Regions from separate parts of the Homo sapiens genome. Here region 2 is linked to region 1. The links are chromatin loops, found by intact Hi-C in ENCODE. Cell type or tissue: heart right ventricle. All regions are shown on one strand. Each heading gives the region's core, and the rest is flanking DNA. Links, peaks and the distances in the headings are about the cores only.

Region 1 (11,581 bases), core at 1,425-9,424:
TGCACTTCAGCCTGGGCAGCAGAGCAAGACCATGTCTCAAAAAAAAAAATCAAAATCTTCAAAGAGCTTTTGTTTATGTGGGTTATGCCTATCAATATTTACTATCATCAAAATTAAACTGGAAATTTTTTAAAATATGCAATCGTTCACTTAAAAATAATAATAAATTTACTCCCTGCTAACACCATATTTTTGTGAAAAATGACTCTATTTCCCAAAACAAAAATACCAGTGAAAAGAGTGGCACTGTCCCACGTTTTGGTCCAACTCCTCAGTGTTCCGCTTAAGAGCTGGATTTTCACTTCTGCTTCTGAATTCAACCTGTTGCACTATCATGTAGGCTCTAGAAAATTCCAGTGTATGCTTGTGACAAAGTAAGGGTAAAATGATGCCTTAGTCTTGTTCTGAAAGTAGTGTCGACTTAACTGACCCTCCTGAAAGGGTCTCAAGGACCCTTGAAACTTCTGGCCCACACACTGAAAACCACCACTGTACTTTGAATTCTTTTTTTTTTTTTTTTTTTTTGAGACGGAGTCTCGCTCTGTCACCCAGGCTGGAGTGCAGTGGTGCGATCTCAGCTCACTGACACCTCCGCCTCCCAGGTTCAAGCAATTCTCCTGCCTCAGCCTCCTGAGTAGCTGGGATTACAGGCGTACACCACCATGCCTGGCTAATTTTTGTATTTTTAGTAGGGACAGGGCTACCAGGCATTCTTTTAGAAACTCACAGCGCATATCAGCCAGGCGCAGACTCTGAGAAGTCCTGCATGAAGGGATCATCTATAAGGTCTAATTGAATGTTTCCCAGAGTTATTGAGTGGAACATGCTTGTTAATTGACATACCCTATGACATCATGTGGAACGGCTTTCCAGTGCTAACCGTATGAAAATCTCACTAATCTGCCAGCCTCCCACCCTCAGGCAGGGTAACCCTAGAGCCACTCAGGAAACACATTTTGCATTTCACTACACTAAATCTTGCCTTGTCAAGCCGTCAACCCTCAGCGTTTCTTCCAGGGAAGCCGCGCAGCTCAGTGGAAAGACCACAGACTCAAGGCTTGAAATCTGCATCCACCACTTAACTAATTGTGTGACAACAGGAAAGACACTGAAATGCCCTTAGTCCTTCTCATCTGTAAAATGAGAGTAACACCTAATAGTGAAAGTTCCATAATCACTTTTTGTATCATCAGTCTAGACAGAGACCTGATCTCTACTATGTAACCAAACCACACACTTCATGCATTTCAAATCACGGGGTCTCTCTTGGCTCCTGTTGTTCTTGATCATGTTTTGTCACAATTTTGTTCATTTGCTTCATGTTGTTCTTCTGTCTGAGATGCACTCCCCATCTTTCTGCCTGGAAAACTTCTATGCATCCTTCAAAACCCTGATCAAAGTCCAACTCCTTTAGGAAGCCTTTTCTGACACCCCTGTCGCATTTCTTAGCCTTCAGCCCTCAGCACAGACCTCCTCAAACCTCAGAGGCAGTGCCTTCCTCGTGGTCACTTCACTGTCTGTCCCAAGTCTCTCTCTCCCCACCTCAGGCCCTGAGCTCCTCAAAGTCACTCTGCCTCCTTCTGCTCCATGCATACACAAGGTAAACCTCGAACAGCACTCATTCAGTAGAGGTTATCATTTCCTGTGAGACTAAGCCCACCAAGAAATCCTTTAGCCTTTCCTTGAGCACTAGTTGTTCTGCATCCTCCCTCCCCATCCGCAGGTGCAGGCAGGTCTTGATCTGACAGAGGTTCAGAGGCTGACCGTGCAGCCCCTCTCAGCTCTGCCCATCTGAACGCTGTCCTCAGGCCTGTCTGGCCTACATTCTCAAACTAGGAACAGAGGTGCATGGCAGGCAGGGGTCTGATGAGATGACAGCCAGGGGACATCAATCACCAGGGCCTAGCAGCGGTGGCACCCTGGGTGCTCTTCCTCAGGAACCGCTGCAGGAACTCTCAGTTCTGCCCAACATCATTTACCAAGGGCCTGTCTGGGACAACCGCCACCAATGGGTGCCTGTCCCACGCACATCTCACCACTAGCAAAACCCAGGGCTGAGGGCTGTGCAAGGGTCAGATTATCTAGAGGACTTACTGCTGCCCTTCAGAGCAGCCATGAGGCTGGACTTACCAATTCTCTTGTAGAGAAGGCTTTGTGGTCCTGGCTCTCTCCATGGGCTTTGCACAGTTGTTCCTACTAAGTTTTTTCCACAGCAGGCTGTGGACATCACAGGGAGGCAGCCATGTTTTTTGGGAGCTCAAGGGTCATTGTGCCTGGGGTCTAAGTGCTGAGCAGAACAGTGAGGAAAGACAGAACATACAGGAGGGCACCAGAGGTGCTTAGATCATGTGGGGAAGAACATCCGGAGGTTAAAATAACTTTTCTTACTCCCTATGTCATCTTTGTGGGTTCTAATGCAACTTCAGGATCTGTTTGCCTTTAAATTCCTTACTGGACAAAGTCAAGTGGACAGGAGTAATTTGGAATTCTTATGTTCTTTCTGACCAGGTACATATGATTGATTATTAAGTATTTCAGAGAGAGTGCAAAGGATCATCCTCAAGGGTTGCCCCAGTTAAATGTGAACAGAATCAAAAGTCATAGCTTCCACCCCATACAATGTTAAGGCATCACTCTGTCATTCATTCCTCCATCCAGTATTTACTGAGCACCTAGTATGTGCTCTGTACTAGGTTCTGAGAGCACAGTGGTGAGGAGGACCCACATGCCTCCTATCCTTCATAGGAGGAGAAAGGCACAAACCAGAAAACCCCCCCAACACACACACACATACACATATATTAACAAGGGAATGAGTGCTTTAAAGTTCAGGAATTATAAACACAAAGAAATGTGGTTATAGACATGGTTCATGGAAGGCTGGAGGGCTGTGGACTTTTCTCCAGAGGAGTAATATTTCAGCTGCATCAAGCAAGATGTGACAGTGGCAGGTGAAGGGGACCCGGAGCAGGTGGGAGGAGAAGCCCTCCTGGCAGAGGGGTCAGGTGTGAAGGCCCCGAGAAAGGGTGGCAAGGGCTTGGCACATGGAGGGATTGAAGAAAGGTGAGGTAGCAGGAGCGTGGCATGCAAACGCCAGCGGCACAAACTGCGCTGGGGAGGAGAGCAAGGGCTGAAGGTGCAGAGCCTTGGACACCATCCTAAGGAGTGTGATTTTTTTTTTTTTTTGGTCCCTCAGTGCAATAGGAAGCCCTAGATGGGGCTCAGCAGAAAGTGACACATTCTGAGTTATATTTTAGGAAGTCACTTGGGCAGGAGGTGCAAGGGTAGAATCAGAGAGACCCATCAGGAGGGCACAGGTGCTGGTGGCCTGAATGAAGGGACTGGCAGAGAAACTGCTGTGATCTGGAGAATGCTGGATATGTGGCTCCAGGGCCCCAGAGGGAAGACCTCATACTCACCTCCACTTGGCACATGCAGAGGAGAGGGGAGCCTCTGGTGCCATACTCAGAAAGGCAGATGCTGGCAAAAGAAATCAAAGAAGAATGCCTCTCTGGACGCATGGACCTCTGAGTCCTGCCATACCTGGGCTTTGTCCAAGACTGAGGGAGCAAGCTGGACTGGGCAGGAGCAGGAGCAGGACAAGTCAGGGCCTTCCCCTCCTTCCATACAGCCAGCCATGGTCCTGAGGCAACCAGGGACCAGCACTTACACAGACCCTGCCTGGAGGTTCTGGTTTCCCCAGCCCAAGAAGCCAAGGTCATTCATGCCTTTGCTGACCTGTGGCCTCCCCATGGCCCTGTCCTAGTGCCCCAAGGCACTAGCCTCCAGCTTCCCAGGCCACATGTCCCAGGCTCCTTCATGCCCCACTGCAGTCTGTACCTGGCCCCCAGGGGCACCCATGCCTGCAGAGACTGCCCAAGTGGTGGATTATCAGCCTGGCTCTTCCCTCCTGCACCCTCAGCCCTGCAACAGAGGAGAGCTCTTCCCTAACCCTTGGCTGCAGGTTGGTTGTATAATTTGCAGTGGGCACAGGTATGTGGTTAGAGGGCCAGTGTGTCTGCTGCAAGCATAGGCCTGACAAGCCTTGCATGTTTCCACTGCTCTTTTGTATCTCTGCCATCATCAAAAGAAGAGTCTCCTGCCTGGGACCCAGGGTGAACCACCATGGAGTAAAATCAGCCCCGCCAACCCCTGAAGACCTACAGCCTGAACCTGCAGATCCACAAAACAAATGTCTATGACTGTCTGCTCCTGAGATTTTTGTAGTTCTTCATTGCTGACATACCTCTCTCCTTGCCTGCCATGTCTTTGAGATGGTGAGATGTCCGAGGGCCAGAACCACACTTATTTTTTAACTTGTTTCCCAAAAGCCTAGCACAGAGCAATTATTTAATAAACATCTCTCAAATGTAGAAAGGAATGCACAGGTGCACCACAAAACTATCTGAGTAACTGGATCAGCCTTCCGGGGATCCCCTGGCCCAAGGGTGATCATGGGAAGGACTGAAGACTACCGAGCAGGCCCCACGAGGACAGACACGCAGGCCCAGGGTTGGGCCAGCCCTCAAAATAGGCAAGTGAGCCAGGCAACAGCCCTGGGATTGTATTTCACTATCCCTCGACTGAGCTGGTGTCCTCAGCTCCCCTTTCATGTTTCAGAGACCAACAGCCCTTCTTACAGGCAATCCCCTGACAACCAGCTGGCTATTCTCTGCCCCAAACTGTACACGCCCTCTGAGGCCCGGGCTCTGGGGGAGGGACTCCAGATGCACATGCCAGTCTGGTGGGGTGGCAGCTATTCCAAGAGGGTCGCATAGGTCAAAAGCAAAAGGAGACCAGAAAACCAGGCCACGCCCTGCCAAGAAACAGAGGGAGGCTGGACATCCCAGCCCACCCAGACTCAGCATCTTCAGGTAGAGCAGAGAGGATGTCAGCACTCCTCAGGAGGCTGACGGCTCCCCAGCTAGGGTCTCCCATGGCCCAGGGGTCTATGGTGCAGAACATGGAACCTCTGAAAGGGGCAGGCTAAGTGGGACATAGGTGGGAAGGTGGAGCCTGCAGATGGCCAGCCATCCTCACCAGCTTCCTGGCTCAGGGGACCCAAGGCCACACATCCAGGGAGTGCAGGGAGCCCTCGGCTAAGGTCAGCAGCCAGCCCCAGCTCAGGGTGGGTGGGCACCGACTGGATGAGGGATAGCAGGGGCTCCTTCTTCCTTCCTGTGTCTTCTTGGATGTCTTTTTAGAGAAATACATCAGGAGATCAAAGGCCCTGCGTGTCCCTGGCCCCACGGCAGCCTGGGGGTCCCCAGGGAGCCGCAGGGGTTTTCTCTCCTGAGTTGCCTGGTGCCCTGGGCCTCTGCAGGGAGAGCACCATGTTCTGAAATTCAAGTGGACCTTGGCAATGAGGCAGTCTTGACTGAGATAGCCCCACTATTTTTGGAAACTAGATTAAAGGGAAGGCTTATAAATTACCTCTCTATCCATTGAAGGACAACTCCAGATCTTTTAAAGGAGGTTGCGAAACAAACCTTGACAGTTTCCTCCTGGTCTGGGACTCATATCTTTTTTAAGCAAATGAACAGCACCTTGTCTAAATCAGGATCCATAAAGACGCAGTTGGCTGCTGTTAGGAATTAGTCAGGTGGTTTTGTGCAATATACTTGCCCAGTCACGCTGGGACCCAGCGTGCCCCAAACACTGTCTTCTTAGCAAACGTAGAAAGCGGTTGCACTCAGCTGACCACCTTACACAGACCCGACTGAGAAACACATACACGATTCCACACTGGAAATAGGAACAGGTCCCTTTGCATTCAGTCTTGCCATAAAGGCGACATCTACCCATAGCCCTCGCCCCTCTGCAGAAATGCATTTAGCTGTCAGCATCCGTGGGCATCCAGTTCTACCCACTCACCAAGAACCTTGAGGTCATGCTGAACTCAGAAAAATATTTTCCCTTTTATTTTGGTTGGGTTTTGAGGCTGAGGTTCAGAAGCAGGGAACCAAATGACATAACGAAAGAGTAAGATCCAAGCTCATTTCCCAGGAGCCCTCAGTCCACATGGCAGATGTTCCAGGGATTAAGTCATCCACAGAAGAGTTATGAGAAAGGATATCACCCACTTTAAGAGCGGTACAATCCGTCCCACGGGGGCAAGCGTGGTAAGTGGAAATGAAGAGAGGGTTGACATTTCGATTTAAAGCTCCAGTAACTTGCAGGTAATGTTTCAAGGGTGTCTGGTGCACAGGAAACAAAGAGAGATGACTGAGGATGGAGATTAACCCCTTAGCCTCCACCACTCTTTTGGCCTTGACCTTCTCGGTTACAAAGAATGGCAGAAGGCACTACCAAAAAAGTGGGAGAGCGGTGTTTCCATGTCCTGTGGCCAAAGGCTGGGCTCCGTAACAAATAACTTACATGCAAGAACATCTTGCATGATGTATCTGTTCTTCATGTCTTCCATGTAATGAAACAAATACGCATTGAGCATTTAATCTGATCAAAAATAAGTATTGAGTTCCCATGTGAGGCTTAGTCCAGGTCATCAAAGGCTTATGAGTGGGACAAGGTACACCCAGTTAAACTAAGTGCAGAGTAATCAGAGGCAGCAAACCGGAAGAGCAAAGGGAAATTAGAGACAAACTGTCCAGGGGCTCTTGCCCAGGTGGCTCAGCCTCTTGCCTTCAGTTTGTTCATTTCTCAATTAAGAAATCAAAATTGGGGTGGGCATGGTGGCTCATGCCTGTAATCCCAGTACTTTGGGAAGCCGAGGCGGGCAGATCATTTGAAGCCAGAATTCAGGACCAGCCTGGGCAGCATTGCAAGACCTCGCCTATACAAAAAATAAAAATTACCCAGGTATGGCAGCATGCAGCTATAGTCCCAGCTACTCAGGAGGCTAAGCTGGGAGGAACACTTGAGCCCAGGAGTTCAAGGCTGCAGTGAGCCATGATTGCACTACTGCACTTTAGCCTGGGCAACAGGGGAAGACCTTGGCTCTAAAACAAACCAGAAATCTAAGTCACATCTAGCCATAGACTACCATGGTTCTAAATACCCCAAGTTAGCTGGTAGTAATAAAAGCTTACGTGCACAGGTTATGACGCCCCTGGCACACTTATGGCCTCCTGGGAAGCCCAAGAGGTGGTGCTGCAGAGGGTCAGCTCCAGGTCAGAGTCTTGGGAGGATTTCCTAGAAAGGATCAGTGGGTTTAAGATGGCAAAGAAGGAGGAAGGCATATGATATGGTTTGGCTGTGTCCCCACCCAAATCTTGAATTGTAGCTCCCATAATTCCCAAGTGTTGTGGGAGGGACCCAGTGGGAGGTAACTGAATCACGAGGGCAGCGCTTTCCCGTGCTGTTCTCCGGATAGTGAATAAGTCTCATGAGATCTGATGGTTTTATAAAGGGGAATTTCCCTGCACAAGCTCCCTCTTACCTGCCGCCATGTAAGATGTGCCTTTCTCCTCCTTTGCCTTCCACCATGATTGTGAGGCCTCCCCAGCCATGTGGACCTTTGAGTCCATAAACATCTTTATAAATTACCCAATCTCAGGTATGTCTTTATTAGCAGTCTGAGAACAGACTAATACAGCATACTAGTCAAAAAGCACCCCTGGGTGGCACAGGGGTGAGAAGAAGGGGATATGCTGGGGAGAAAAGAACTGAAGGAGGGGAGGGAAGATACCTAAGAAGAGGAACTACAAGAACTCTCTAAAAGTCCTAGGCTCTGACCAAACCAGGCAACACAAACCAGAATAAGTCACTACCTAGCGGGCCCTTAAGCACACCCAAGTTTACCCAACTCTGCCGAAGATGAATTGGAACAATGCCTTTTCCTTGGGCCTTATTTCATCTGATGCTCATGACAATGTGGCAAGGTGAAGCAGGGATTATTCACCCATCTTACAGATGGGCATCCCTGACCCATGGCAACCAGGGGCTGGCCCACAGTTGGCAGCTGATGGTAACATGGCCCTTATACCACCTGCTTCCCACCACATGACCCCAGAGCCCCATTTTGAACTGAATCCAAAAATATAGATTTCTCTGAGTCTTCGTATTCTCTGAAACTACTGAACCAAGACATCAAAATACTCTCCAAACAAAACTGTCCTTTCATCCATTTCTGAGACCTTCTATAGAGAAGACCACCAGATAGCCCTTTGCCTGTGGGTAGGGGCAAGCACCTGAGGTCAGCTGGAAAAAAAAAAAAAATCAATCCAAGGAGGTCATCCCTCCACCAGTCTAGAATTCCCGCTGTTTAAATGTCTTTTTTCTAACCCAGGGTATAAAATAAATTAGGAGTGCAGGAATGTTAAACTTCAAGGCGGAATTTAATATATATATATATCCACACACCTACAGCTGAAACTTTTTGCTTGAGAATTACATACACACGGTGGATGTATCGATGAACCTGCACAGGGAAGACTCAGAATCAGGCTGTGGATCAAAAGGGACATTGAAGAGCATCTCATCCAAATGACCCCTGCATTTTGGGAAGGAGAAAGCTGAGGCTCAGGAAAGTCAAATGACTCCTCCAAGGTCACAGAGCTGCCAGCCAGTGAATCTGTCACCTGCCTATTCCAAACTCCAGACCACGCCCTCCCCTTGTGGGGGGTGAGAAGAGTCGACTCTTTTGGCTCTGTGGCACTTCCTCTGAGGACAACAGGCGCACACACTCATCAGGAGAGTCATTGCTCCCGTCAGCATCCTGAACAGTGAAATGCCTCGGGCTGCGGCACAGCAGAAGGGCTGCTGGTGTATTCACACCATTGGGCAGGACAAGCAAGGATTGGAGGGATGTGGTGAGAAGAGGGCAGAGGAGAGGTGGCCCATGCAGGAGGCTCCCCATGAAAGGAATGGAGATGGGTGTGAGCAAAGGCACACCGGCCAGAGGAGGCTCAATATGATCAGAGCTATTCCATTGGAATAGACAGAATTGGCTGAGCACAAATGCAGGGCTGCTGTATGATTCCATTCCTGCAGCTCTCAAGAAGAGGTAAAACTAATGCAAGGTGATCAAGGTCAGAACAGTGACAGGCTTAGGATGGGCAGGGTGCTGTTCCTGGGAAAGCATGGAGAGACTTTCTTTCTTTTTTTTTTCTTTCTGAGACAGAGTCTTGCTCTGTCACCTAGGCTGGAGTGCAGTGGCGCAATCGCGGCTCACTGCAACCTCTGCCTCCCAGGTTCAAGCAATTCTCCTGCCTCAGCCTCCTGAGTAGCTGGGATTACAGGTGCGTGCCACCACACCTGGCCAATTTTTGTATTTTTAGTAGAGACGGGGTTTCACCATGTTGGTCAGTCTGGTCTTGAACTCCTGAACTCATGATCCACCCTCCCAGTCTCCCAAAGACCGGCCTCAGGCTGGTCTCGAACTCCTGACCTCATGTTCCACCCACCTCAGTCATGTGCTGGGATTACAGGCGTGAGCCACCGCACCCAGCCTGCATGGAGAGACTTTCTGGGGTGATGGAAATGTTCTCTACCTGGATCTGGGAAGTGATTGCACAGGTGGATGCAAATGTGAAAAGTTATTGAACTGTACATTTCAGATCTGCACATTTAATTGCATGAGTTATGCCTCAAAAAAATCTGGTGGGAAAAAAATCAAGAATGGATCAAATAGGCTACGTGAGGAGGTAATGACTCCTCTGCTCCTAGAAGCATTCAGACCTAGGCTCTGTGACTGTTCAGTGTGGCCACAATTTGAGCATCAGGGGATGGGGCTGCAGGCTGCCCTGCTTTCAAGGGACCTCAGTAGTTCTGGGAATCCAAGGGCTGGCAAGGAAGCCACATCCTCATACAGCTCCTGCTGACATCTGCCCAGGCTGGGTCTGTCCCTGTGGTTTCCTGGGGGCCGTAAGCGCTGCCACTGTCCTGCATAGAGGGCTTCCTCCGTGCCCTCCTCCAGTCACACACACACCATAGAGCCAGGCAGTGCCTCCAGACCCACTCCTATATCTTGCCCAGTCTCTTGCCTGACCCTTCCCTAGACCCACGATGTGCCCCAAGACTCCTCTCAGTCTTGCAGACCTTCCCTTGCTCGTGGCCCTCCTTTGCCCAGGAGAGGGATGGTGCTTCCCAGCTCTGGACCCCATAGCCCAGGCCAGCCCAGACTTGCCCAAACTCAGTGCCTGGTAGCCCCCTTCCCTTACACATCCTGGGCTCCCAAGCCCCCAAGCCTCAACTAAAGCTCAGTCCCTGTGTTTGAAGGCCCTGTGTGTCTGAGATGAGCCCCGAGCTGGGCTGGCCTGACACCTTCCCACAGGAGTCCCCATGTGTGTCCTGACAGGAGCTCACACACCCAGTCCCATATCTGCAGGACAAAATTCTCTCGACAGCCTAAGGCCCCTCGTGTAGACATGCTTACTTAAACATGGCATTGTATGTCACTCACCCATCTCATTTCTGCATCAGAACCAGTTGGTTCAATGTCCTTGTCCCAAAACAGAAAGCTATAAATTCCTTCGTTCAATTTGATGACATAAGTAAACATGGATTCAAAGAGTTTAGCTCCAAGGTTGCTCAGTGTGAGGAATTGACTGTGACTAAGGATTTATCCATCATGAAGCTGAAGGACTCTCAAAGAACAAACATGGCAACAGCAATAAATCAGGAATTACAGAAATAACAGCAGACACATAAGTCCTTCCAGGAGGCTGCCTCCAAGAACTGGGTAAGACAAGACCCCAGGACTCCTGTTCTGAGCACCTCCCAGCAGGCACACCCAAGTCAATCTGCTCTGTCAGTCCTCACCTGAAGAGGCAGACTTAAATTCCCACTCATCAAATGGGAAGACTGAGATCACACAGGCTAGCGTGTGGCTGATCTGGGGTGCCAGAGAAAAAAATCAATCGCACCTGCCCAAAAAGTTTTCAGGATGCTGCTGGAGAGACAACCAAGAGCAGCTAACAGTGCGCTTAACACTTACTGAATGGCTATTTTGGCTAGGCAGTTTTCTATGGCTCTTTGTAAGTATCATCCTACACTGTGTGTATTAATACATTCAATGCTCACAGCAACCTTCTCAGAATAATACTATTATTGCCTGGCATTTTAAATCCAAAAAAATCAGGCCCCTGAGAGGTTATGCAAGCACACGGTCATATAGCTGATAAAAAAAATGCTTTTTTTTTTTTTTTTACTTATTTGTTGTTTCTTGCCAGTGTCTACCACTAGAATGAGGGGAAAGGTTGATAGCTGTTTCTTCAGTGCCCAGCTGAGTGCATAGCACATTGCAGATGTTCAATAAATATCTGCTGAATGAATGTCTGACTGGGCCAGGACTTGAACCCAGTAGTCTGGTTCAGAACTAAGCTCATAAACAGTCAAATAACAGTGCAAAGTCAAATATTGATCCAGGAAAATAATGCAAGTGTTGTCACAAGGTATTGAGAATAAATTTCAGTTAGGTATAAGGAAGACCAGGAGGGCTATGATACCAGGGTGGGTTGGTAAGGAAGATCTGAAATCTTCTTATCTAGAACTTGTTAGAACTAATCAAGGTCAAAGTGACCTCTTCATACCCCTCCCTACATAGAGGACACAAAAAACCCTGTCAGGGAAGAGCAAAAGGGGTTAAAGTATTAGCCAGCCAGGGTTCCTACAGGGCGCA
Region 2 (11,581 bases), core at 2,188-10,187, 200 kb before region 1:
ACACATGGAAATGTGCTCACTTTACCAGTAATCAAAGACAAGCTGATTAAAATATTTTATATGTAAAACGACAACTATATACATATATTTTAATCACCGGGTATTTTATCAGCAAGAACCAGTTTAAAAATATGCTGGAAAATTTACTCTCAATAGCAACTAAAGCCATAAATTACCAAGTTACAATACTATAAAAATACACTCTTTGAATTTTCTAACACATGCACAGATTTGATTAAATGAAGATCTATATCATGATTCTGAATGGGAATGTTGAACATTGTAAAGATGTAAATTCTACAAATTATTGCAAGAAATGTATCTTAACATTGTGGACGCATCTTACAAGCATAAGGCCAACAAAAGAATCCAGTAACGAAAGTTTCCACTTTTTGCAACTTACCATTTATATAAAGTTTAAGACCAAGCAAAACGAATCTATGGCAATTGGCGGCATGAGATTGTGACCTCTGGAGCAGAATCAATGTCCAAGATAGGGACACAGGGTAAATGCTGGGTGGGGTCACCTTCGTTGCTTCCCTTGGGTGGTGGATACCTGGGTGTGCTCAGTAAATCCAATGAGATGTCTGCTTATGATTTGGGCACTTTTCTGTATAAATGTTACATTTCAATAAAAGGTTACTTTAAAAAAAGGAAAAAGCATGAACTTAGGTTCTTATGCCATACTTTATAATTATAAAACATCTAGCGAAAGGTAAGTGTTAAACATAAATATTAAGTAATAAAATATGAGAGTATGTGCTCGGTGAGAGCAAGCTCGTTTTTAAAACAGTTTGCTCACTGTTTTATTCCCAGCCCGTGGAATAAAACCTGGTTCCAACAGTGCTTAATATTTATTGAGTGGATGAATTAGAAGAAAATGCCAGTGAAAAGTTAACTGGCATTGGGTTGAGAAAGGGCATTCTAAATATAAACATAATGGGAAATAAAACATATATTAAAATACTGGCATACTTAGCCGCCAAACATTTAAAACTTCTGTAAGTAAAATACATAAAGAACATAAACAAAATTAAGGTAGAAAAACAAACTGGCAAAATATTTATAATAAATATGACACTGAAAATTAATATTTTTAACAGGTTAAGCACTTAACGGTTAATAAGGAAAACACTAACATTCCTAGGGAAAATGGGTAAAAGCAAATGGACAATTTGCAAAAAAATACAAATGGCCAACAAACACATGAAAAGATGTTTGAGATGATTAATAACCAAAGAAATGCAAATTAAAACAGCAAAATACCAAAGTTTTTGGTTCGCCTATCACATTTTTCCTTCACTTACTCAACAAATATATTTTTGAGTGGCTATTACATCAGGCATGCCTGGGGATTCCATAGAAAAAGAAATCCGCTATGCCCCCACCCCTCAGGGAGCTTACATTCTGGAGAGGAACATAATAGACAATAAACAAATTATTGGGCACATATTTAGTGTGTCAAGTGATGATAATTACTATGGGGTTGGAAGGGGGAGTGTAAGTTCATGGACTGTAACAAATATACCACTCTGGAGTGTGGGATGTTGACAGTGGGGGAGGCTGTGTGTGTGGGGGGGGCATATGGGAATTCTATACTTTCCCCTCAGTTTTACCATAAACCTAAAACTGTTCTAAAAACAGTCTATTAAGGAAAGAAGCAAGAAAGAAATAGGAAGTGAGCGAGAGAGAGAGAAAAGAAAAAGAAAGAGAGAGGAAGGAAGGAAGGACGGAAGGAGAAAGAGAAGAAAGGAAAAAGGAAAGGAAGGAAGAAGAGAGGGAAGGAAGGAGAAAAAAAGAAGGAAAGATAGGAAGAAAGAAGGAAGGAAAGAGAAAGACAAAAGAGAGAAAAAGAAAGTGAAAGAGGGAGGGAAGGAAGAAAGAAGAAAAAGGAAAGACAGAAAGAAGGAAAGAAAGAAAGGAAAGACAGAAAAAAAAGAAAGAGGAAACAGGCAAGCAGAGTAAGAGAGATAGGGATGTGGGGCTGGCGGTTGGGAGATAGGGATGCGGGGCTGGCGGTTGGGAGACAGGGATGCGGGGCTGGCGGTGATGGTTGCTACTTTTTATGGAGGGTTTTTGAAGGCGTCTCTCATAAGATGGCATTTGAGCAGAGACCTGAGGAAGTGAAAGATGGAGGGCTGAAGCTTCCAGTTAGAGGAACAAGCAAAGACCCCGAGCAGGATCAGGTTTGATGTCTTCAAGTAATATCCAGGATGGGATGAAGCTGCAGGGGAGTGAGCAAGGTGTAGACAGGTAGAAGGTGAGGTTGGAGGAGTGGGTGGACGGGGAGGAATCATCCCACAGGGCCTTGTACGCACTGCAAAAACTTTAGTCTTTTGCTCTAAGAAATTAAGTCCGTTAATTAAAAACAAATGAACAGAAACAATTTTGGCTTTTACTCTGAATGAGAATCCACTTAGGGGTTTTGAGCAGAGGTGAGACATGATCTAACTTACATTGCAAGATGGTCTCTCTGGCTGCTGTGTTGGGAACAGACTGTAGGGGCAAGCGTGGGCACTTGGAGGGCAGGGAGGGGGCCACCACTGTAGTCACCCAGGCAGAGAGGTGGTGACAGACGAGGTGTCAATTGTGGAGGTGCTAAGAAGTGGTCACTTCATCTGTATATACAAAGGAGAGCCAAATAGATTTATAGAGCATAGCAGGGAAGAATCAAGAGTGACTCCAAGGTTTGGGGCAGGGGCATAGGGTAGAACCAATGGATTGTTGGGGATCATCCTACTGGAGACAAAGAATGGTTGGAGTATTGGGGAGTGAGTTAAAAAGAGAAGAGGTAGTGCCTGGAGAACGGGAGGCTTGACGTTGAGATTATGGAGGAGATGCAACTACTGGGAATGATAACACCAAAGGTGGAACCCTGCGAGTAGGTAGCTGTGTGGGGTGGAGTCAGTGGTGGGGTGGAGAGCAACAGCATTGGAGAAGAGGGCAAGGAACTGGGAGTCCAGAGAGGGAACAAGTGAAGACTCAATGTGGGTATTGATGTCACCAAGAATTATGACATGAGTTGTGTTAGAGACAGGGAACGTGAGCCATACACTGAAATCCTTAATAAATGAAGAGAGGTGTCACAGGGAGAAGTAGATGATTGAAGCCAGGAGGGGTAGCCCATGTTCTGCAACAGGAGTTTCAAAGTTAGGGGTATTTAGAGAGGGTGGAGGGAGAATGGTTTGGAAGCATCGATGGGGAAGAGGAAGCATACATCCACCACTCCAGATCAAGTAATTCAAGATATGTGGAGAAAAATGAGCTATGATGTTAAAACGCTGCAGGGAACATGGTGTCATCAGGGGAGAGCCAAGTTCTAATTAGAGCAAGAAGTTGAGAGGAGTGACCAAGTAGGAGGTTGAGGATATAGGGGATTCAGCTGATGACTGACTAGAAGTCTTCAAAAGTGGGGAGGAGTAGACGGTGCATCCAGGTTGGATGTGTTGTGTGGGAATGTGTCTGGGTGAGGTGAGATAATCTGGGAGTTTGTGGTGAAGGGTGAGATGGGAGTGGTTCTGTGGGTCAATAAGGCAGATTGCAGTGATGGATTGTTGGCCAGAGGTTTGGGGTGCTGGGAAGGGGGAGTTATGAGGGCCTTTCCAGAAGCACTCAGATCTCTGCCATTCCTCCTTGCTCCTGCTCATGGATGTGTGGAAGAAACACATGGGGAAACACACGGAGCACTGCCCTGCATCAACCCTGTGGGAGAGGGGTGGACGACGGGGAGGGTCAACCTTACCTGGAGCCTACAGAGCTCTGGGGCTCCTCTTCTCTAGCGGAGGAACCAAGAAACTCGAGCAATGCTGGGAAGGGTTCAGGAAATCCAGCCCTCCCATCCACAACTTGTGGCAGTGTAACTTGGGAGTTTGTTTTTGGAAAAAAAAATTAAAATATTTAATGAGAACCTTAAAATTGTGCTGATCCTTTGTTTTTTTAATTTCTCTTCTAGGAAAGTGTGGTAGAGACATAATCAAAGATTCAGACAAAGATATAACTACAGAATGCACATGACGGTTTTGTTAATACACCAAAAGGAAAAAAATTAAATAACGGACTCTCCCAATAAATTGTGACCATCTATAGTTTGGAATAACATGAAGATTGTTAAAAACTATGTTTACAAGAATGGCAATAACAGAGAAACACTTGCTATATAATTTTCACAATAACAAGGTGAAGAAATATTATATATATATATAATAAAATTCAAATTTTTAAGAGAAATTAAAATGTATAGAAAACATTGGAAAAGGATACACTTAATAATCTTTTTTTCAGCATGGTAGAATTGTGGGTGATTTTTGTTCCCTTTATATTTTTTAATACTTTGTACTTTTTAATGACAAATGTATATACTACCATTTAATGATAAAAATATATTTTTAAAATACTGGATAAGAATTATTCAAATAAATGCCTTATTTAAAAGTTAAATTGCAGACCAAGTGCAGTGGTTCACGCCTGTAATCCCAACACTCTGAGAGGCCAAGGTAGGAGGACTGTTTGAGGCCAGGAGTTTGAGACCACCTTGGGCAACAGAGCAAGACCCTGTCTTTGCTGGGCATGGTAGTATGAGCCTCCAGTCCTGGCTACTCAGGAGGTTGAGGCAGGGGGATTGATTGAGCCCAGGAGGTCAAGGGTGCAGTGAGCTATGATTGTGCCACTTGCACCCCAGCCTGGGCAACAGAGCAAGACCGTCTCTACAAATAAATAAGTAAATAAATAAGATACAATAAAAATTAAATTGCAAATGAAAAGTTACACTCTATCTCATCCTATTGTATACTAGAAATTATAATTTTCCTCCAATTCATTACTTTGATTATTCTACAAAATCAAGACTAAACTGGAATTCAAATCAGAAAGGCTAAGAAGCAAAGAATAACAATGGTGAACTTCAAGATAAATATCCCACATTATTTTCAAGGCAGAGGCCAGTGTTGCCTTCTGCATCTGTTTTGGGAAGAGTGCCCAAAGCCTTCAGAGGAGACAACCTTTTGTGCTGTGTCCCCTACTCCCCCCCCCATTCTTACCCTGAATAGCATTCTTTCCAAAAAAGAATAAAGAATACTCAAGGAAAACTATTAAAATGCTTGGCAAAACTACACAGACAGACACAGAGGCCAATTAAGTATAAATATTTCACACCAGAACTGTCTTTTTGACCCAGCCACTAATATCTACCCGGCCACAGATCTAAATGTTTGGATGAAAACGACAGAGCAGAGGAGGGCTGGTCAGCCAGCTGCAGAGGGGCGCCCCTTCGGAGCGTTCGCATCTGCCTGAAGAATATGTGTAGTACGTTTTCCTAGAAGCATGGAGGGGCATGCGGGTTTGACCATCTTCCTAAACCTGGAGAAGGTCACTGTTTTCCTTCAGGGATTATTCTGTCTCACCGCTTTTGTTTTTTGGTTTCCCTTGATCTAAAACAAAAGGGTCTACTTTCTTCTTTGGATTTTGAAGCTGTGGGTGCCTTTCTTCTCAGTTAATTTTTTTTTTTGTTTTCATCTGTTAAGACTTAGCTAGTTTAGGTTTTGAAAATGAACACACTGACAGCCATTGTGAGAAGATAGCCTGGCCTTTTGGAGGACAAATGCTGTGGGGTGGCGTAACCTTGAGGCTCAAGTCCTGGCACTGGCATTTAGTGTGAGTCATGCTGTATTGCTTCACCTCCTGGGCTTCAGTCTCTCCATCTGTGAATGTAGAATGACAATACCTGCTGTGCTGTAAGGTCACTGTGAAGATTAAATGAGATAATGCTTTGTAACCTGTTGGCCTCTGTGCAGTTTAAAATGATGTTTTTCATTACTTGGCTAAGTGCTGTACACCCACTGCTCTGTAGGCAAAATTCAAACAAAAAGCTTTGTAATGCTCCCACCCATTGAAAACATTACTATGTTAGCCTCTATATACATAAATTATTATAACAATACCTGGAAGGTAGGAAACACACTTTGAATTATATTGTTTCTAAGAGTGAGGATAAGGATTACTTTCATTCATTTATACTTTTTGGGCACCAATAATATGTATTTGTAAGATGAGATGGCCACTTTATAGATTGCATCTTGTATATTAAGAAACAATTAAATCTATTTTAAAAGTACAGCTAAAAACCTCCATTTCCCGAAATAGCGTGGATTAGATTACCTAAAATCTTTCCTACTACAAAACATCTAGAAATGTTAAAAACCTGTAATATTCTTTTAAATTCATTATTTGAATTCCAAGAAAGTAAGAAATATCCCTAGGGAAAAAAATGAAGATGGATCTGAACACCAAAATGTAAGCACAAGCCAATGTTGCAACAGCCTGGGTGGGGAAAGGGGAGTGAGAAAGTATGAAGTTGCCAATCTTATTAGGCAAGAGGATCTGCCTCTCTCAATCTCTATCTCTCTTTTTAAAAAATTAAATTAAAAAATTTCAAGCACTCACATAGAATACTATATGACACCTCCAAATACCTGTCACCTAGATTCATTACCAAAATCTTGCAACATTTTATCTTTATTGTTTGTATTTTTATCTTTGCTGAAGTTTTTACATTGAATCCTAGACATCATGCCATTTCACTTCACATATTCTTATATGCATATCTATTTAAACAGCACAGGAAAAGAGGTATGAGTATAAAATCAAAGAATTCAAACAGAGGCCTTATAATGTTAAACTTGAATTGGAAATATTAGCATGAACTCTCTCTTAAGAGAGAGTTTTATCTCTTAAGAGAAAAGGCCTGGCAAAAATGAAAACTCAGGAGCAAGAGGTCTTTGATGACTTCCTTTTTTCTGACACTGAAAGATGCCCCAGGATCTTCTTGGACATTTCTTGTCCCAAATCTGTAATTATTCATTTTTCCAAGGAAGCCTGGTCTTCTTAGTAAGAAATGACACTTAATGACCAATCCAGGACTGACACAGATCCTAGAATAAGCAAACAAGGACCTTGAAGCAATTACCATAACTGTATTCAATATGTTCAAAAAGTTAAGAAAGACATGGAACATAAATTTTTAAAATTAGACTTCTAGAGATGAAAACTACAATGTGTGAGATGAAAAACACACTGAATGGGATGAGGGGATTAACAGTAGATTTGACATTTTTTAAAAAGATTAATGAACTGGAGGACATAAGCAATAAAAAACATTCAAAATAAAAAATATAGAAAAAATAAGTTTAAAACATGAAAAAAGCATCAGTGAGCTGTGGCACAACTTCAAGTTTTTAATATAATAGGGGATCCTAAAGAAGGGGGGAAATAGAAAAATATCTGATGAATAATGGTCAAAATATTCCCCCCGATTTGATGAAAACTGTAAAACTACAATCCAGAAAGTTCAATGAATCTCAAGCACAAAAATTATGAAGAAAACTACACCAAGATACATCATAATAAAAATACTCAAAGCCAGTGATAAGAGAAAATTTTCAAAGCAGTACATTTATCTACAGAGGAACACATGTAAGGGTGATAGCAGACTTCTCATAGGAAACAATGCAAGTGAAAAGACAATGGTGCAACACCTAAAAAAAGCACTGAGCACTAAGTGAAAGAAAAACTCTGTAAACCTAGTATTGTATACCTAGTAAAATATCTTTCAAAAATAAGGTAAAAATAAAAACTACTTTCAAACATATGAAAGCTGAAAGAATTAATCACCAGCAGACATACACAATTAAACATTTAAGGAAGAAATATCAATTTTACAAAACTCTTAGAAAATTGAAGAGGAAGAAATGTTTTTCAACTTCTTATCTTTTCTTTTTTTTTTTTTGAGACAGTGTCACTCTGTCATCCAGGCTGGAGTCCAGCGGCATGATCTCGGCTCACTGCAACCTCTGCCTCCCAGGTTTACATGATTCTCCTGCCTCAGACTCCCCAGTAGCTGGGATTACAGGCATGTGCCACCACACCTGGCTAATTTTTGTATTTTTATTAGAGACAGGGTTTCACTATGTTGGCCAGGCTGGTCTCAAATTCCTGACCTCAAGCGATCTGCCTGCGTCGACCTCCCAAAGTGCTGGAATTACAAGTGTGAGCCAATGTGCCCAGTCGTCTTGTTTTTCAACTTCTTATGAGACAAGCATTACTGATACCAAAACCAGGAAAAGATGAAAAAAAAATCTACATATTAATATCCCTCAGGAGCAAAGGTGCAAAATTTCTAACCAAATTTTAGCAAATCAAATCTAACAATATGTAAAAAAGATAATATATGAGTTTCATATGGAGTTTATTCCAGGAAAGGAGGGTTGGTTTCATGTTGGAAAATTAATGTCATTTGTCATATTAATTAAAAATGAAAACCATATTATCATCTTGATATAAACAGGAAAAAATACGGTAAAATCAAACATCTATTCCTGATTATTCCAACATCTCAACAAACTATAAATAGAGGAAAATGTTCCCAATCCGACACAAATCATCTAAGAAAAATCTACAACTAACATCATACTTAACAGAAACAAGTCAGGAATGTTGGCTCTTACCACTTCTATTAAACATTTTGCTAGAAATCCTTGCCAGTGCAACCAGGGGAGAAAAAGAAATAAAAGGAATCCAGATTTTAAGGAAAGAAGTAAAACTGTCTTTATTCTTCATGACATGATTATCCATGTGGAAAATAGGATGGATTCTACAAAAAGGCTACTGTAATGATATAAGATCAATATACAATAATCAATTGTACTTCCATAAACTATCAACAAACAGAAATTTAAATTTCAAACAATTTAAATTGCATCAACAATATGAAGTCCTTGTCTGACAAAAGATGTGCAAGCTGTAAACACTGAAAACTATAAAACATTGTGAGAGAATTTTTTAAAGACCTGAATAATGGAGAGATGTACTATGCTCATGGGTCAGAAAATTCAATATTGTGATGTCGTTTTTCCTCAGATTGATCTATAGATTCAATATCCTTCCAACCAAAACCTGAGGGGGTTCTTTTGTGGAAATTGACAAGTTGATTCTAGGCTCTATATGGAAATGCAAAGAACCTAGAATAGCCAAAACAACTTTGAGTGAGAAGAACAAAATGGTAAGACTAATGCTACCTAATTTCAAGACTTACTATAAAGCTACAATAATCAACACAGTGTATTTGTGACATAAAGATAGATTAACAGCCCTGAAATAGATACACACATACTTAGACTACTGACTGTCAACTAAGGTTGATCCACTTTAAGTTAATTTTTCATATATTTTAAAAATTGCAAATATTTTTTGCAAGGCAATTTGGTAGTGAAAGGATAGTGTTTTCAACAAATGGTGTTGGAACAATTGGATATACATATGCAAATAAAAGGAGCTTTGATTCCTATTTTATGCTATATAAAAAATTAAAGTGGATCATATACCTAAATGTAAAACCTAAAACTACAAATATTCTAGAAGAAAATATAGGAAAAGAAATCTCTGTAACTTTGGTTTAGGCAAAGATTTCTTAGATACAGCACCAAAAACACAATTTATAAAAGAAAAACAAATTGATAAACTGAACTTCATCAAAATTAGAAATTCTCTGCTCTTCATAAGAGACTGTTAAGGAAGTAAAAAGGTAAGCCTCAGATTGGAAGAAAATATTTGCAAAGCATATACTGGATAAAGAACTCTCAAAACTCAATAATTTTTAAAAACCCACACAATGTAAAAATAGACAAAAGATTGGGACACTTTTCCAAAGAAGACATACAGATGGGAAATAAGCACATGAAAAAATGTCTAGTAACATTGGTTATTAGGGAAATGCAAATTACAATGGCCCTCCTTTATCTAGGGGGGAATATGCTCTGAGACCTCCAATGGATGCCTGAAACAGCAGATAGTACCAAACCCTATGTATACTGTGATTTCCCTATACATACACACCTATGATAAAGTTTAATTTATAAATTAGGCACAGTAAGAGATTACCAACAACTAATAATAAAATATTATATAATAAAATATTATTATAATAAAAATAATTATAACAATATACTATAATAAAAGTTATGTGAATGTGGTCTTTCTTTCTTTCTCAAAATATCTTTTTGTACTGTACTCACCTATGTTCTGGCCCATGGTTGACTGTGGGTAACTGAAACTGCAGAAAGTGAATCAGCATGCTGGGTGCGGTGGCTCATGCCTGTAATCCCAGCACTTTGGGAGGCCAAGGTGGGCGGATCACCTGAGGTTAGGAGTTCAAGACCAGCCTGCCTAACAGCCTGTCTACTAAAAATACAAAAATTGGCAGGGTGTGGTGGCACGTGTCTGTAAGCCTAGCTACTTCGGAGGCTGAGGCAGAAGAATTGCTTGAACCCAGGAGGACAGGTTGCGGTGAGCCGAGATCACGCCATTGCACTCCAGACTGGGCGACAAGAACGAGACTCCATCTCAAAACAAACAAACAACAAAAAAGTGAAACAGCAGAGAAAGGGAGACTGCTGTAAAACCACGATTAAGTACATGTACACAGTGTCACAGTTCTTTTTGTGCTGCCATAACAAAATACAGAAGACTGGGTAATTTATCAAAGAACAAAAATGTATTTCTCATAGTTTCTGGAGGCTGCAAGGTCCCAGATCAAGATGCTGGCAGGTTCCTTTGTCTATTGAGGACTGCCCTCTGCTTCCCAGATGGCGCCCAGTTGTGGCGTCCTCTGGAGGGGAGGAACACTGTGTCCTCACATGGTGAAAGGTGAAAGGGCAAGGGAGTCAAAAGCTGCACGAAATCTCTTAATCCCATTCATGAGTGAGGAGTCCTCAGGACCTAACCACCTCTTAAAGGTCCTATCTCTTGATACTATCACATTGGCCATTAAATGTCAACACCTGAATTTTGGAGGGGACACATTCAAACCATAATATACTCCTATTAAAATGGATAAAATTATAAGGTCTGACCATACTAAATATTGGAGAGAATGGGGAAGAATTGAAATTCTCATGCTCAGGAGAAATGTGCAATAGCACTTCTATGGAAAGCACATTTGCAGTTTTTTTTGAAAAGTTAAGTATATACCCTACTATCTGATGTAGCCTTTCCACTAGTAGGTATTTATCCCATAGAAATAAAATCTATGTCTGCACAAAGATTTATATAAAAATGTTCTTAGCAGCTTTATTTGTAGTAACCCCAAACTGGAAACGACCCAAATGTTCATCGATGGCTAAACAATTGTGACATAGTCATACAATAGCATACCACTTGACAATTAAAGGTATTGATACAGACAACATGTTGAATCTCAAAATAATTATGCTGAGTAAAAGCAGTCAGACACAAAGAGTACATACTAAATAATGCCATTTGTATGAATTTCTCAAAAATTCCAACATAAAGTAAATCAGAGGTCGCCTGGGGATATAGTATGGAGGAGGAGCAGGAGGTTAAAAAAGGCACAAGGACATTTTAGATTACAATAGATATGTTTGCTACATTGATTATGCTTTTGTGACTGTACAGTATCACCAAACTTTACAAAGTGTGCCATTTAAACATATGCAGTTTATTGAATATAAGCTGTTTAAGGATCCTAAAGAGAGAGAGAAAAGAGAATAATGATGGCAATTAATTCAACCTC

The links. Peaks named below come from ENCODE experiments on the same cell type or tissue, not always from the same donor. Only the 100,000 strongest peaks of a DNase experiment are listed, where the experiment ranks them.
Region 2: it touches region 1 in a loop (2.5-fold over the local background); 1 of 110 quality-filtered maps calls a loop at or near these places.

What each region holds. Positions count from the first base shown.
Region 1 is chr1:234,881,160-234,892,740 of GRCh38, forward strand. No RefSeq gene overlaps it. Among named protein-coding and RNA genes, the nearest start is that of LINC02971, 70 kb to the right of the region's middle. RefSeq lists a silencer at 919-1,055 and an enhancer at 1,439-1,508. In heart right ventricle, for the core only: no CTCF peak of the experiment used is centred there; a DNase peak (open chromatin) is centred at 6,092; H3K27ac peaks cover 6,023 bases.
Region 2 is chr1:234,678,740-234,690,320 of GRCh38, forward strand. It overlaps LOC105373209 (a long non-coding RNA gene), which reads left to right. Exons shown (of 3, transcript NR_188651.1): 2 at 2,072-2,186; 3 at 3,953-4,442. LOC105373208 (a long non-coding RNA gene) reads right to left here and starts at 10,391. Exons shown (of 3, transcript XR_949287.4): 1 at 10,065-10,391; 2 at 3,743-3,860; 3 at 1-610. In heart right ventricle, for the core only: no CTCF peak of the experiment used is centred there; a DNase peak (open chromatin) is centred at 5,622; H3K27ac peaks cover 1,795 bases.